2 separate regions of the Homo sapiens genome follow, and region 2 is linked to region 1. The links are chromatin loops, found by intact Hi-C in ENCODE. Cell type or tissue: spleen. All regions are shown on one strand. Each heading gives the region's core, and the rest is flanking DNA. Links, peaks and the distances in the headings are about the cores only.

What was found. Hi-C counts contacts between places; a loop is a spot of excess contacts. Peaks named below come from ENCODE experiments on the same cell type or tissue, not always from the same donor. Only the 100,000 strongest peaks of a DNase experiment are listed, where the experiment ranks them.
Region 2: a loop joins it to region 1, with 5 times the contacts of the local background. A loop is called at or near these places in 2 of 110 quality-filtered maps.

The regions. Positions count from the first base shown.
Region 1 is chrX:151,773,786-151,781,362 of GRCh38, forward strand. No RefSeq gene overlaps it. Among named protein-coding and RNA genes, the nearest start is that of CNGA2, 43 kb to the left of the region's middle. In spleen, for the core only: no CTCF peak of the experiment used is centred there; DNase peaks (open chromatin) are centred at 3,256 and 3,576.
Region 2 is chrX:151,830,825-151,838,401 of GRCh38, forward strand. No RefSeq gene overlaps it. Among named protein-coding and RNA genes, the nearest start is that of MAGEA4-AS1, 76 kb to the right of the region's middle. In spleen, for the core only: no CTCF peak of the experiment used is centred there; no DNase peak of the experiment used is centred there.

The DNA of each region.
Region 1 (7,577 bases), core at 1,744-5,743:
AAGAGAATGGCCACCAATAAATGTTCAGATGATTTAATGGCTTTCCGTGGGATTATTTGAGACAAAACAAACTGGGTGGGGTATGAGTCATGGAGCCAATCAGGTTCTGCCTTTCATAGTAGATGTCGGGGAGACAGACTCAAAGCTGCTTCTGGAGCACCGGAGTTCTCTTTACATAGGACACCCGTCTAAAGTTTTAGAAGCTAGCTGAGTGGAGTGACCACTTCAGAACATTTACTAAGACCTCCAACATTTCTTCTCCTCTCTTCTTTACTGCTTTAGAACAAGAAGAGAGGCAAGAGAGCAAGCAGTCATGGCAAAGAACCCCTAGATGTAATAGGCTCTCGGGGATGCCAAATAAAGTTATCCCCTGAATTACACAGCCAGCTGCTAAAGGGAGGGCAAATGTTGGCAGGTTGTCTGGGAATATAACTTGATACAAAACTTCTGGAAGGCCTTAAGGCTACCACACACAACTCCACAGGACGTTCTACTCAAGCCCGGCTATGTAATTTGCTTGGTGGAAAATAGTAGAAGGTTTGTGAGTGGAGCGCTACCTTTATTTGTCCACTTGCATTTGGAAAACTGTCTCTTTAGAAACACCAAGACTAATATATATTTGTGTTAACCTGTTTAAATCAGGGTCATAACGGTTCTGGAGTAAGTGGCTTTCAAATTCCAGTTCAATCTTGAAATTCTTGCATTGTATTTTGTGATAATAGTCTTATGGATAAATGGAAATGCAGGCTACATTTTCTTCAATGCAGTTAGTAACATTTGTGAGAAGCCAAGCTATTTGGACCATGAGGCAGCAACCCAAGCACCATGATTTCCTCCAAGTTTATTTAACTTGGGACAAAGTACTGGGCAGTACTCCACTGTTTCTGATATGTGCATCTTGCAGATTGAAATTTTGGCTGAGAGGGTCAAGAGCTTGGCTGACACCCTCGCACAGGGCTTGCCTCTCAGTGGGCCCATGGAGACAGTCGGTGAATATGTAGGTGAATGAATGCCCACATCCTTCTCCCCAGCCATTTTCCTTCCTAGGAAGTCTGACGATTTCTCTAAACATCTTCACCTCTATCTGCCATCATGTTCAGATTAGCTTCGGACTTTCATGGACAAGGCTGGTGGAGATGGCAGGAAGATCCAAACTCTGTGTTTAGGTAATCATCTCACTCTTTTTACAGTATTTCTTTTTATCCAAATTGCTTTCTTGCCGGCGCTTCTGCTCCTTCTCTCTCATTCAAGGTTCTTTGAATCCTTTACCCTCAGATTTGTGCCATGCTTGCAATTGATGGTGAACATAGGCTCCTGGCTCTAGCATTCCTTGATCCTACAGACTGCCATCTCAGCGTGGCCAGCAAGGCCAGATGGCAGGTCTGAGATCTCACACCTGGATGAGCAAGAGCTGGCACTGTCCCCCTGCTCGTCTCTCAACTGCCACTCTCTACATGACAGGCTCACAAACACTCTCTGCTTAGGACCCATCTTAGATCCAAAGGGCCTTCAACGTAAAGGATTCCAGGTATCTGGTGTCTGGTCCTAGCTGCATCTCCCATTGACATTTCTCACATCCTCAAGCCTACAGAGGCTCTCCCCCAAGGACAGCTTTTATCTTCCAGGCTTTTTGTTTTTGCATCTGCCTTCTCTTCCACTTAGAATGCTATCTTCCAAATCTATTAACAGGGTTAACTTAGAATACCCTCTTCCAAACCTATTAACAAAGCTTTTAAAATCTCAGCTCAAGTAACAATTTCTCCTTGAAGCCTTCCCTCCTCCTTGATGAATTCAAAGAATCATCAAGCTGGAAGAAGCCTCTGAACTTATCTAATCCAATACCCCATTATATAGATGGGAAAACTGAAGCCCAGGGAGGGTCAGTGCATGCCCAACCTTGCAGAGCACATCAGTAGTGCAGCTGGGACCTAATTGCCGCTCTCCTGACATTTACATTGTCTCATTCTGCTCCCTCCTCCTCACCTGGCTGTCAGTTGTCGCTAAGCAGTAGAAATAAAGCAAACACACAGAAACCCTCACTTCTCAGAAAGATTAGAGGAAATATTGGAATAAAACATTTCAAAATATTAACCGTGGCTATCTTTGGGTGGTTGGAAATTGGATGACATTTTCTACTTCTTTTTCTTATTTGGAATAATTCAAGTGTTCCTAATGAGCATATATTGCTGGTAAAATGGAGAAAGTCAATACATATGCAAAGAAAGGTGGGGAGGAAAAGGAGGAGGAGGAGAAGAATGAAAAAAGAGAGACAATGCCTTGCAAAGCCAGTGTGGTGTGTGGGGATTTGGAGAGCCCAATGCTGCCTTAGAAGGCCCTGGACATCCCTTGTGGATGGAGGAAGTAAGCCAGCTCTTCTCCTTTGGATTAAGAAGCACGTAGCTCTCACACGGGCCCTAGCTCCAGCAGCAGCAAAAACCAAAACAAAACAAACAAAAAAAAAACTGTGTCCCATGGGAGAGGTTGCCTATCCAAGAATTACTGATCTCCTGACCTACATCTACAGTGGTGACTTCACACTTCATCTTCATAGGTTTCTGGGATTACTAGGATCCCTTGCTGACATTGAGCCATCTCATACTCATTGCTGGATTCTGGGCTGCGGGCTGTGGAGCGAGTGTGATAGAAATAGGAATCAGATGCATTTGCTGGCCTGGAGGGGCTCTCAGCTACGTGAAGGACACAGATGCGCATGTAAATAAGGCAAAGGCCGGATGGAGGTGGCTCTCGAATCCCATACCAGATGCCTGGGGAATGACATCGAGCCCTGCCTGGGAAACACAGCTGTCCTCATAGGACAGTATTGCAGCAGCTGCTTTCATGGCGCTAAAATCCGCTCAGCTCCTGCCTGCTGAGCTTGGCTTGGCTCGGTTGGGCCCTTACAGCCAAATGTAGGCCCTCTGCAGAAGAGGTCTGCATTCCGGCCCTGAGGCCTCATCTCCCCAGCAGTCTACTCCCACTGTCAAGGATGAAAGAGGGCCTGGGTCTGCAGAACAGCCTCTGTGTAAAAAGCTCACATAAACAAGCTGAGTGGCCTCGGGAAGCCTGAAGTGGCCTTGGCCCAGCTCTAGTGCTCATTTGTGCCCCTTCTCTCCAGTCTGTGCACTCCACCCACCCTCTGCTCCCACAGGCATGTCTGCTACAAAGCCGAGTTCACATTCCTTTCCTCCCGTCCTCTCTCCTCTTCCTGCCTCAGTGGCTCTTACAGCCCTGCCACCTTTCTCCCACTCCCAAGAGTGAGGCCCTCTAGCAGGCTGGCAAGCAGTGTGCACAAGCCCACATTCTGCTTCTGAAAACCAGGGCAGAGCAGCTCTTTGAAACTGCTCTGCACTGCCCTGCCTGTGTCATATCCCTGGGCCCCCTGGATGCTCAGGGCTAGTGCATACATATGCCTTTAGGTCCAAGAGCATTGGGAAATGGGACTGTCAGGACAGCAGCCCCGGGCAACTAGAAAGTGGAATGGAGGGAGGGTAGTCGCAGTCTGATTCCACGAGATATCAGAACTGCCCCTGCCCAGGGACTGTCTCAGAGCAAAGGGTGTGTTTCCCACTGAGACCGAGCTCCCTGCCTGGGAGTCAAAGGGAGTAGAGAAATGGAGAATCTCTATGCCAGGGGCTGAGTTCAGGGGAGAGGGCACTAAAGTTCCATGGGAAGCTAGTATTGGAGCTGTCTCTTGGAGAGTGCTTGGGCTTTCCAGAGAGGGTAAAGGGCCTTGGAGAGCAAAGGTTTCTGGGCCCAAGGGCTTCAGCGCAGCTAGCTTGTCAGGTACAGCTGTAGGAGGAGCACTGAAATGGCCTGTCAGGTTGAGTATTTGCGGCTTCCATTGCCAGGCCTTGTAGGCAAAACTGGGGTGCTCCACCCCTCCCGTAACTGTGGCCTGAAGACACAGGATGCACAGATGAGGGGCCATCCCTATGCACTCCTCCTAGACACCATCTTTGTTCTCTGGTGTCTTTAGGTGGCATGAAATGATAAGCCCTGATGGTTTCATTCAAGTTCCATGAGTTTGTCAGCTTCCGGGCACAAAACACAATATTTACTGTGCAGGCACTGAGCCAGAGTGGTGGGTGTGTGTTTTCTGCCTCTGGAAGTGCACCTTCCACTTGGTTTTGGATTAATTAGGCTCTTAAAGACGTGTGGATGGAGCTGACTTGCATACCTGAGGGCAGGGCTTTTCTTCACAAGCCACTGTGCCACATGGCAAACCCACTCTCATGGACGGGAGGGAAAGCCCCAGCTTCCCGAGGGTCCCCAAAGGCATCGGTTGGGCTTAGGACCATAGAAACAGGGAGCATGGCCTCCTGGCTTGGCTCACTTGGAGCCAGCACTCTGAAACATGTTGCTCTTTTTAGAGCACTGAGATGTGGGAGGAAGAGGGAGAAAAAGAAATGACTTGCTCTTCACTAGGGGGTGCGACTTGGGGATCACATTTTCATCGAGGCTTCTGTTATGAATTTTGCCCTTGCAAAATTCATAAGTTGAAGTCCTAACTTCCAGTATCTCAGAATGTTGACTGTATTTGGAGATAGGCCTTTACAGAGGTAATTAAATTCAAAGAGGGTCATATGGGTGGGCCCTAATCCAAAAGGACTGGTATCCTTATAAGAAGAGATTAGGACATAGACACACATAGAGATGACCATATGAGGACACAGGGAGAAGACTCCATCTTATAAGCCAAGGAGAGATGCTTCAGGAGAAACTAACCCTGCCCACACCTTAATCTCAGACTTCTAGCCTCCAAAACTATGAGAAAATACACTTCTGTTGTTTAAGACCCCAGTCTTTATTATGGCAGCCAGAGGAAACTAAGGCTGCTTCTCTGCTGTTAGGAAGCCTAAGACTCACAGGACAACTGGTTAAAATGCAGATTCACGAGCTCACCCTCAATTGATGTTATTTAGGAAGCCTGATACACCACCAATTCCTCTTGCTCAAGAAACTCTGCAGAGTATCCATCCGAAGGATGGGGGCCCTGGGCCACGCTTTGAGAAACCAGGACTAGAATATTGGACTTAGACTCAAAAGTACTGGGTTCGAGACCCAACACTGGGCTTATTCACTCTGGGAGCTTGGTCAAGTGAGGTTGCTTTTTGGGCTTCAATTTCTTCCCATATGGAATGGGGTTGATAGTGTCTTTCATGCCTTGCTCACAGGGCTGCTGATGAACATGTATATATGTGAAAGGAAAGGCTTTGGCTTCCTCTCAGGGGTCCAGGAATGGTTTATTTGTCAGCTTGAGCTGCTGAGCTACCATAACAAAATACAATAAACTTAGGGGCTTAAAGAACAGCTGCCTTCTTGCTGTGTTCTCACATGCTTCGGTGGGGTGGTGGGGGCTGGGGGGTGGAGGGGGGGAGAGAGAGAGAGAGAGAGAGAGAGAGAGAAATACAAACTCCCCGTCTTGTAAGGACACTAATCCCATCATGAGGGCCCACACTCTCAGGACCTCATCTAACCCCAATTACCTCCCAAAGGCCCCACCTCCAAATACCATCACATTGGTGGGTAAGACTTCAACATAGGAATTTGGGCGGCAGCGGGGGACACTGTTCAGTCCATCCCAGGTGGCAATGATGCCAATATGCTTGCAAGTCAAACTTAGACCCTATATGCGACTCCCTAGATCTCTGAGACCCAGGGCCCTCCATTTCAAGTTACTGAACTGTGAAATAAACCTCGAGGCCTTGTTCCTTCTTTGAGGATTCTCACCCTTTCTGAGCAGAGGTGCTCTGTGGCCTAGTGGCCCCAGGATGAGGGAAAAGGAGATGGGGGCAGGGGAGTAGCTGGGGGATCATCAGGCCTTCCTCCTGTGGACAGGCCAGGCTAGTAAAACTCTTCTGGTTATACTCAAATGTGCCGGGGCCTCTTTGGGCCCTCCCTGCTCCGGCACCATGCCCTTGTAGAGGGCAGTCTCAGCATAATGCTTAATCTTCGAAAAGAACAAATCCAACAGCAAATGCCTTGACAGTTAATGTGGCATTTTACTGAAGGTTTCAAGGAGAGACAGGGAGATATATATCACCAAGCAAAATTTATTAAATGCCCTCTTTCAACATCTTGGCTTTTTTCTTAAAATTTATCTTCAATGGCAGCTGCCTCAATTCTTCTCTCTCCCCCAACCCTGTCCTCCCCTCAAGATGGGTTTCAGATCAAGGCTTGGAACAGAGTAAGTTCTCAATCAGAGACTGCTGCTTTCCCCAGGAAATCTAGGACTCTTGTCTTCCCACGTTGACCACTCATTCATTGCAGCAGTCTCATGCCTCACAGAGTTTGCAGAGCAGCCTTACTAGAAGGTTCTCAGTCAGAGATCATTTAGGCCAGCTTTTCATGTTACAGAGGGGAGAACTGAGGCCCAGGAGTGAGAAGGCAGTTTCCTCATAACAAGGAGAATAGAGATAAGTAGCAGAGTGAAGTAGGTGTTTGGCTCCCTTTTGTCTCTGCTTAACTTTTGATCTTGAATGAAGTCCTCATCCATCTGCAGATCACTGTGAAGATGGTGAGCGATGCCACCTGGGCTTTCATTGTCAGTTCAGAGGCCCAAATGTGCTGGTCATAAGCTGTTCATCTCCAGTGTGGAATTAGCTCTTCCCTCTCCCAACCCCCAATCCAGCGCTAACCAGATTTCCAATGGTCTCTGAGTGAAATCTGGATAGGCAGGCAGGAGAAAGGAACACTGCTGAGGTGGCAGGAGAATGAAAGGGGTTTGTTCTGATGGGAAAGTGGACTTGGCAAGAGAGTTGTGGTTTCCTGCTCCAAAGCCATTCTCAGACTCTTGGTTTCTCTCTTGGAATGGGCTGGCGGCATAGTGGGGTAGAAAAAGCCATGGGGTTAGGAGTCTGGAAACCTGGACTCAGGTCCTGGCTTGGCTTCCGCCTCTGAACGTGGCCTTGGTCATAGCCCAGCCTCTGCCTGGGCCTCTTTCCTGCCTTCCAAGTGGGGAGAGTCAGACAGAGGCCCTGCATAGACTGGGGGTGGCAATCTATCACAGGTCCTGCCCATGTGGGCACTGGTGGCCAATCTGCCAGGCCACGCTCTTCTAGACTGCAGTCAGGAGGCAAGATCAGAAGGGACCCGGGCCTTCCTGCCTGGAAGGGATTTGGGAAAGAAGTTGCCTGATTGGTGCATCTGTAGTCCAACAACACTGAAATGGAATTGATATGGCAGAAACAGGCAGAGATTCTGGCAAACACCAAGGGGTGGGGGGCAGAAGTCAAGACCAGAGTGACTGTGGGAGGAGGGACTTCTGGCTCTTAGCTTCCAATCTCATTTATTTTCTTGCTTCCAGAGGAGCCTTCTTGGCTCTTGGAGGAGGGGAGAAACTGTCACAGCAAGCAGCTCACTGTTTTTTTGTGTTTTTGTGTTTTGTTTTTTGTTTTGAGACGGAGTCTTACTCTTTCACCCCGGCGGGACTGCAGTGGCATTATCTCGGCTCACTGCAAGCTCCGCCTCCCGGGTTCACGCCATTCTCCTGCCTCAGCCTCCCAAGTAGCTGGGACTACAGGCGCCCGCCACCTTGCCCGCCTAATTTTTTTTGTATTTTTAGTAGAGACGGGGTT
Region 2 (7,577 bases), core at 1,915-5,914, 57 kb after region 1:
TTATTTTGTCTGTTCCATGCTTGTACTAATAATGTTTGTACATTTGGGAAGATTTTAAGTAATGGGTGGCCAATGCCATTGCCAGGCCCCAAATTGCAAAGTACCCTTTAAGTGGAAGGCACTTAGCTTGAACACAAAACATTATTTGAAAGAGAATGAATGATGGCTTTGGTTGCCTTTGGTTACCTCTATTTAACCTGAGAGTGGGAGTCACAACGTCTGGGTTTTGGTATGCAGGAAGCTAGTAGCAAGCCTCATTCTTCTTTACTCTGCCGCGGAGCTCTGTCTGAAGCTCTGGAGAGCTATTGACTTTAAATGACCCCAGGGGCTGATTTGGCTTACTCTCCCAGTAGAGGCCTGGAAGCATTTCCTGGCATTGTTGCAGCCCTCAAGTGCACGTGAAACTCATGGTGGCAAGAAGGAAGGAGAGAGAGGTAATTATTTCCATCTTACAGATGAATAATTAGAGGTTCAGGGTTTAAATGGCCTGTCCACGGTCACCTTGCCTGCCAGTGATAGAGCTAAAGCTGGCATCAGGGTTTCTGCCTTCAAGCCCAGAACAATTTCCACTACCTAGCTACACCAGGGAGGCTACAAATCCTCAGGATAAGTGCTCCTTAAAGTACAGGTTGGTTACAAAATGAGACACTTGCTGTAGAATGTAAATCAATGCTCTAACTCCTTCATTGAGAAAGTCTTGCTAGAAAATAAACGTCAGCTGGGCAGGGTGCAGTGGCTCACACCTGTAATCCCAGCACTTTGGGAGGCCGAGGCAGGTGGATCATGAGGTCAAGGCATCGAGACCATCCTGGCCAACATGATAAAACCCCATCTCTACTAAAAATACAAAACTTAGCTGGGCGTGGTGGCATGTGCCTGTAGTTCCAGCTACTCGGGAGGCTGAGGCAGGAGAATTGCTTGAACCTGGGAGGCGGAGGTTGCCGTGAGCTGAGATTGTGCCACTGCACTTCAGCCTGACAACAGAGCAAGACTCCAAAAAATAAATAAATAAAAAAGAAAATAAACGTCAACTGTATTAAACAGCGTGCTTAGTGATGATTTGGTTTACATTCTGTTACAAGCTCCCTGTCCCATCAAGGATAAGTAGCACTCTCTGGACCACACTTAGGTTAGTACTGGCCTAGTAAGCTCTGTAGAGAACAGAGACCATTTCTGTCATAATAATGGCAATAACCAGCTGTTATTGATTGATTTGAACTTTCTTAGTGTCACGTATTGTGCTAAACAATGCATATCAAATTTCTCTAAAACTTTATGGGTTGGAATTACTATTATCCCTATTTTACATGTGAGGAAACTGAGAGACAGAAAGTTAAATTGCTTGTCTATTATCATGAATTTCATCAGGAGTCAAGATGAATTTTGAACTGAGACCACTTGACTCAAGAAAGCACACTGTTTCCTACATTGCTACATGCCTCTCATGTCACTGTGATATCCATAAGGGTGAAGTTTAGAAGTAACACATACTTTTTGTAAAGAATGAATGAAAGAGTTTTTTGGGATGGGTAGACAGTGCTGGAGAACCTAAAGATACATCATAGGAAGAGTCAAATGGCAAGATAGAGGCTATAAGAAAGAATGACCAAATTTGTCTTCTAATGCCAACATTCATGAGTTAGGAGAAGATTTTGAAGTTTGAAGAAGGACATTTTAGGAGAGATAAGAAAGGCACTCATAATCAGATAATATAAGGCCAATAGCTTGATAACACATGAGGTGGGAACAGGATAAAACAGCGAGCCAGCCCCAGGATATTTGTCATGCTATTTGGCAGCTCAGGAGGCGCTTGGGCCTGCTTGGCCCTGGTTGTACATCAGGTAATGTTGGGAGCATCTTGCAAAGGCCCATGCTTAAGCCTCACCTATGAACAGTACTGTCCTGGCACTAGGCACCTGCTTTTACAAAACCTTCCTCAGGTGACTCTAATGTTTAACAAATCTGGGAGAAGGCAGATTTGTTAAATTGGGGTGAGATAAATCCGGACTCAAAAGAATAACATAAGAAAAGTTAAATACATGGGAAAATTTGAAAAATCAATTTCCCCCCTCTTGTTTCACAAACATATGTAGCATATAGCATATGTATAGCATATATATGTATCATATAACATATATAGCATGTAGTACATATATGTGTGCGTGTGTGTGCGTGTGGGTATGAAAACTATAGCAGGAAGGGTGGTGAAGTGAATGGACCAATTCAGTTGCAAGATTTTTACATTTTGTGTGACAGTATTTTGTGTAGAGCACTAACTCTAACTAAACCACGAAAAATTAGGGGCGTATATTAAGCACTTAGAGTAACATTAAAAAGTAATACAAATAACAATCTGAATAGGCCTATATCTATTGAAAAATTGAATCAATGATTCCTAACCTTACAAAACAGAAAGCACCAGGCTCAGATGAGTTCTCACTGGTGGATTCTACTAGATATTTAAGAAAGAAATTATACCTATGCTTTACAATCTCTTTCAGAAGACAAAGGCAGAGGGAATATTCCGTAACTCATTCTATGAGACCAGTATTACCCTAATACCAAAACCAGACAAAGGCATTATAAGAAAATAAAACTTCAAACCAATACCTTTCATTAATATAAATGCAAAAATCCTCAACAGATATTTATATTAATAAATGGAATCCAGCAATGTATAAAAAAGAATTGTACATCACAGCCAAGTGGGATTTGCTTCAGGTATGCAAGGTTGTTTCAACAATAGAAATAAGTTAATGTAATCCACTACATCAATAGGCTAAAGAAGAAAAAAATCATATGGTCATATTAATGGATACAGAAAAAGTATTTGACAGAATCCAGCATCCATTTATGATGAGAACTCTCAGAAAACCTGGAATAGAAGGGGCAATCCTCAACTTAATAAAGAACATCTACAGGAAACCTACAGCTAACATACCTCATGGTGAGAAACTAGAAGCTTTCCCACTAAGATCAAGAAAAAGGCAAGGATGTCTCCTCTCACTACAGCATTTCAACATTATACTGGAAGTCCTATCAAATGCAATAAGATAAGAAAATGAAACCAAAGATATATAGATTGGGAAGAAAGAAATAAAAATTTATTTCTTCATAAATGATATGATTACCTATGTAGAAAATCTGAAAGAATCAACAACAACAAAACCTCCTGAAGCTAATAAGTAATTACAGTGAGGTTGCAGGATGCAAAGTTAATATGCCAAAGTCAGTTGTTTTCCTATATACCAGCAATGAACAAGTAGAATTTGAATAAAAAACACAGAACTTCCTAAAAATGAAATACTTAGATATAAATCTGGCAAAATACGTACAGCATGTAAGGAAAACTGCAAAACTCTGATGAAAGATGTCAAAGAAGAACTAAATAAATGGAGGAGATTTTATGTTCATGGATAACATAACTCAATATTGTCAAGATGTCAGTTGTTCACAACTTAATCTATAATTTCGATGCAATCCCAATAAAAATCCCAGCATCTTATTTTGTTGCTCACAAAAACTGATTCTAAAGTTTATATGGAGAGGCAAAAAACACAGAATAGTCAACTCAATATTCAGGGAGATGAACAAAGTCAGAGGACTGACACTACCTGACTTCAAGACTTACCATAAATCTACAGTAATCAAGGCAGCATAGTATGATAAAAGAGTAGACAAATGGATCAGCGGAAAAGAACAGAGGGTCAATAATAGACCCACATAACTCTACTCAGCTGATTTTTGACAGAAAAACAAAGGCAATACAATGGAGAAAAGAGTCTTTTCAATAAATATTGGTAGAAGAACTGGACATCTACAAGGAGAAAAAAATGAATCTCGACACAGAAATTACATCCATCACAAAATTCAATCAAGATTAATCACAGACAGTAAAATTCAAAACTATAAAATTCCTAGAAGATAACAGGGGAAAACCTAGATGACCTCAGATATGGAGATGATATTTTAGACACAACGCCAAAGGCATGATACATGAAAAACCTAGTTGATAAGCTGAACTTCATGAAAATGAAAAACTTCTGCTCTGTGAAAGACAATGCTGAAAGAATAAGAAGACAAAGCACAGATTGAGTGACAATATTTGCAAAAGATATATATGATAAAGTATTGTTATTCAAAATATAATAAGATTTCATAAAATTCAACAATATGAAAATGAACAACCCAATTTTTTAAAATGGGCAAAAGACCCAAACAGACACTTTACCAAAAAATATATGAATGACAAGTAAGCATATGAAAAGACGCTCAACATCATATGTCATTAGGAAGTTTTAAATCAGAATGATAATGTGATACCACTATACCTTTTAGAGTGGCCGATCTAAAACACTGGCAATACAAAATGCTGGCAAGGATGTAGAGCAATAGGAACTCTCATTAGTTGCTGATGGAAATGCAAAATGGAACAGCCACTTCGGAAGACAGTTAAGCAGTTTCTTACAAAAATAAACATGTGCTTACCATACAATCAAGCAATTGTGTTCCTAGCATTTATCCAAGTAAATAGAAGACTTATGTCCACACAAAACCTGCACATAGATATTTATAGCAGCTTTATTGATAATTTCTAAAACTCGGATGCAGCTAAGATGACCTTTAGTAAGTGAATGGATAAACAAACTGGTACATCCAGATAATGAGCTATTATTTAGCACTAAAAAGATGTGAGCTACCAAGTCATGAAAAGATATGGATGAAATTAAGTGAAAGAAGCCAATTTGAAAAAGCAATATACTGTATGACTCCAACTATATGACATTCTGGAAAAGGCAAAAACGTATACAGTAAAATGATCAGTGTTTGCTAAGAATTAGGGGGAAGGATAAATGAATAAGTGGAGCATAGAGGATTTTAGGGCGGTGAAAATACTCTGTGTGATACTATGATGGTGGTGTGATACTAAAATGGCGGCTACATGTCATTATGCATTTGTCAAAACTCACAGAATGTACAACACCAAGAGTGAATGCTAATGTAAGCTATGGACTTTGAGTAACAATAATGTGTTAATGTAGGTTCATTAATTATAACAACTGTGCCACTATGATAGAAGATGTAGATAATGGGAGAGGCTATGCATTTGTGGAGGCAGGGAGTAGATGGAATATCTCTGTATTTTCCTGTCAATTTTTCCATGAATCTAAAACTGATTTAAAAATAAAGTTTATGAATGTAAAAAAAGTAACATAAAGACAGTTGTACGTAAATGGGCAATGGATAAAATGAAAGCAGAAAAGTAACTAAGCCAAAAAAAATACAAGAAAGGAGGAACATAAGGGGAAAAAATAGAAGAGACACTGAAACAAAAACGATTAAATATGTCAATAATTACATTAAATGTTAATCAGAGGATGCTTGAATTAAAAGGCAGAGATTGCTAGACTTGTATATAAGCAATATCCTACTATATACTATCTATAAGAGATGAATTTTAAATGTAAAGAGATAAAGATACATCTTGCACAAAGTTACCAAAGGAAGGATGGCATTGCTATTACATTAGCAAAATAAACTTCAATAAAAAGAGTATCATGAGAGATAAACCGTAATGTTTCATAATGATAAAAGGGCCAATGTATGAGAAAGACATAACGATCATAAATACATATGCATTTAATAAAAGAGATTAAAAATACATGGAGCAGAAATCAACAAAGTTAAAAGAAGAAAATAGACATATTTACAATCATTTTTGAAGGTTTTAACAGTCCTATCTCAACAATTGTGAGAATAACTGGAGAAAAAACTTAGTAAACATATAGATCATATGAATAACATGAAAAGGCATTTTAAAATCACAAAAAGAATTATAATTTATTTTGAATTCTGAATTTTGAATTCGGAATGATAATGATATGCAAGATATCGAAATTTGAGTAATGTAGATAAAGCAGTGCTTCAGAGAAATTTATAGCATTATGCTTATATTAAAAATGAAAAGACAAAATACAATCTATTAATTTATTATAAAGAAACTAAATAATAAAGTAAACCCGAAGTAAGCAGAAGAAAGGACACAAAAAGAAAAACAGTCGAGAAAATGAACCAAACTAAAATTTATTCTTTAAACATATCAATAAAATTGATTAATTTCTACTTAGACAATTACTTAGGGAAAGAAAACAATTTACTAATATCAAGGGTGAAAATGAGTTTATCACTACATGTCCAATTAGCCTTTTTTATGTCTAAAAGACATAACAAGTTAATAAAACTCATGAACAAACTTATGTCAACAATAATTTGAAAACTTACAAGACATAGACAAATTAATTAAAGAATACAACTTACCAAAACCGACATAAGACAGTATATTAAATCTGCATAGGTCTATATCTAATAAAGTAATCAAATTAATTATCAAATACATTCATGCAAACAATCTTCAAGTCCAGATCGTTTCACTGGTAAATACAATTAATCATTTAAGAAAGAAATGACACCTATCTTACACAGACTGCATCAGAACATAGAGGAAGAGGGAAAATTCCAGACTTGTTTTATCAAACCAGCATAACCTTAGTACCAAAATATAACAAAAGGTATTACAAAGAGTTACAAAACAATATTCCTCATGAATATTGATTTTGAAATACTTACCAAATGTTAATTTAATCAGATCTGTATATGTGTGTATGCATATATATGTATATACATATATATATGATAACATAATAATCAAGCATGGTTTCTCCTTGAAATGCAAGATTGATTAAACACTTGAAAAGTAATCAATATAATTCACTGTGTTAGAAGGAAAAAGTAACAATGATCATTTCAATAGACAGAGAAAGTATTTGACAAAATTCAACAATCTTCTTTTATAAAAACTCTCAGCAAACTTGTATTCATAAGATCATACTACATCTGACAAAAGGCACAATGAAAATCTTACAGCTAGCATCATATTTATGGTGAAATATTGAATGCTTTCAATGTAAGATAAGGAAAAAGAAAAGATGCCCATGCTCACCATTTTCATACAATATTGTAGTGGCAGTTATAGCCAGTGAAATTTGAAAAAAATTTTAAAAGAAAAGTCAAAATATTTGGAAAAGAAGAAGTAAAACTGTCCGTATTTGCAGACAGCAAAACTTTTAATGTGGAAAATACTAAGGAATCTAAAAGGCATCTCCTCTAAATAACAAGTGAATTTAGCAATATCACTAAATATAAAATTAATACACAAAAAGAAAAATTGAAAATTTCATTTATTGTAGCATCAAAACCAAAATAGGAATCAGTTTAACAAAATAATATATATAAGACCTCTATTCTGAAAAATGACAAAACATTTCTGAAGACTAAATAATTGGAGGTATGGACCATTTTATGGAATAGAATACTCAATATTGTTAAAATATCAATTTTACCCAAATTGATTTATAAACTCAGTGCAATCCCAGTCAAAATTCCATCATAATTTTTGTATAGAAATGACAAGCTGATTCTAAAATACGTATGAAAAGACAAAAACTGTTGCATGTATATAGGAATCTTGATAAAAACAAATTTGGAGTAGTTACATGACCTGACCTATAGAATTACTA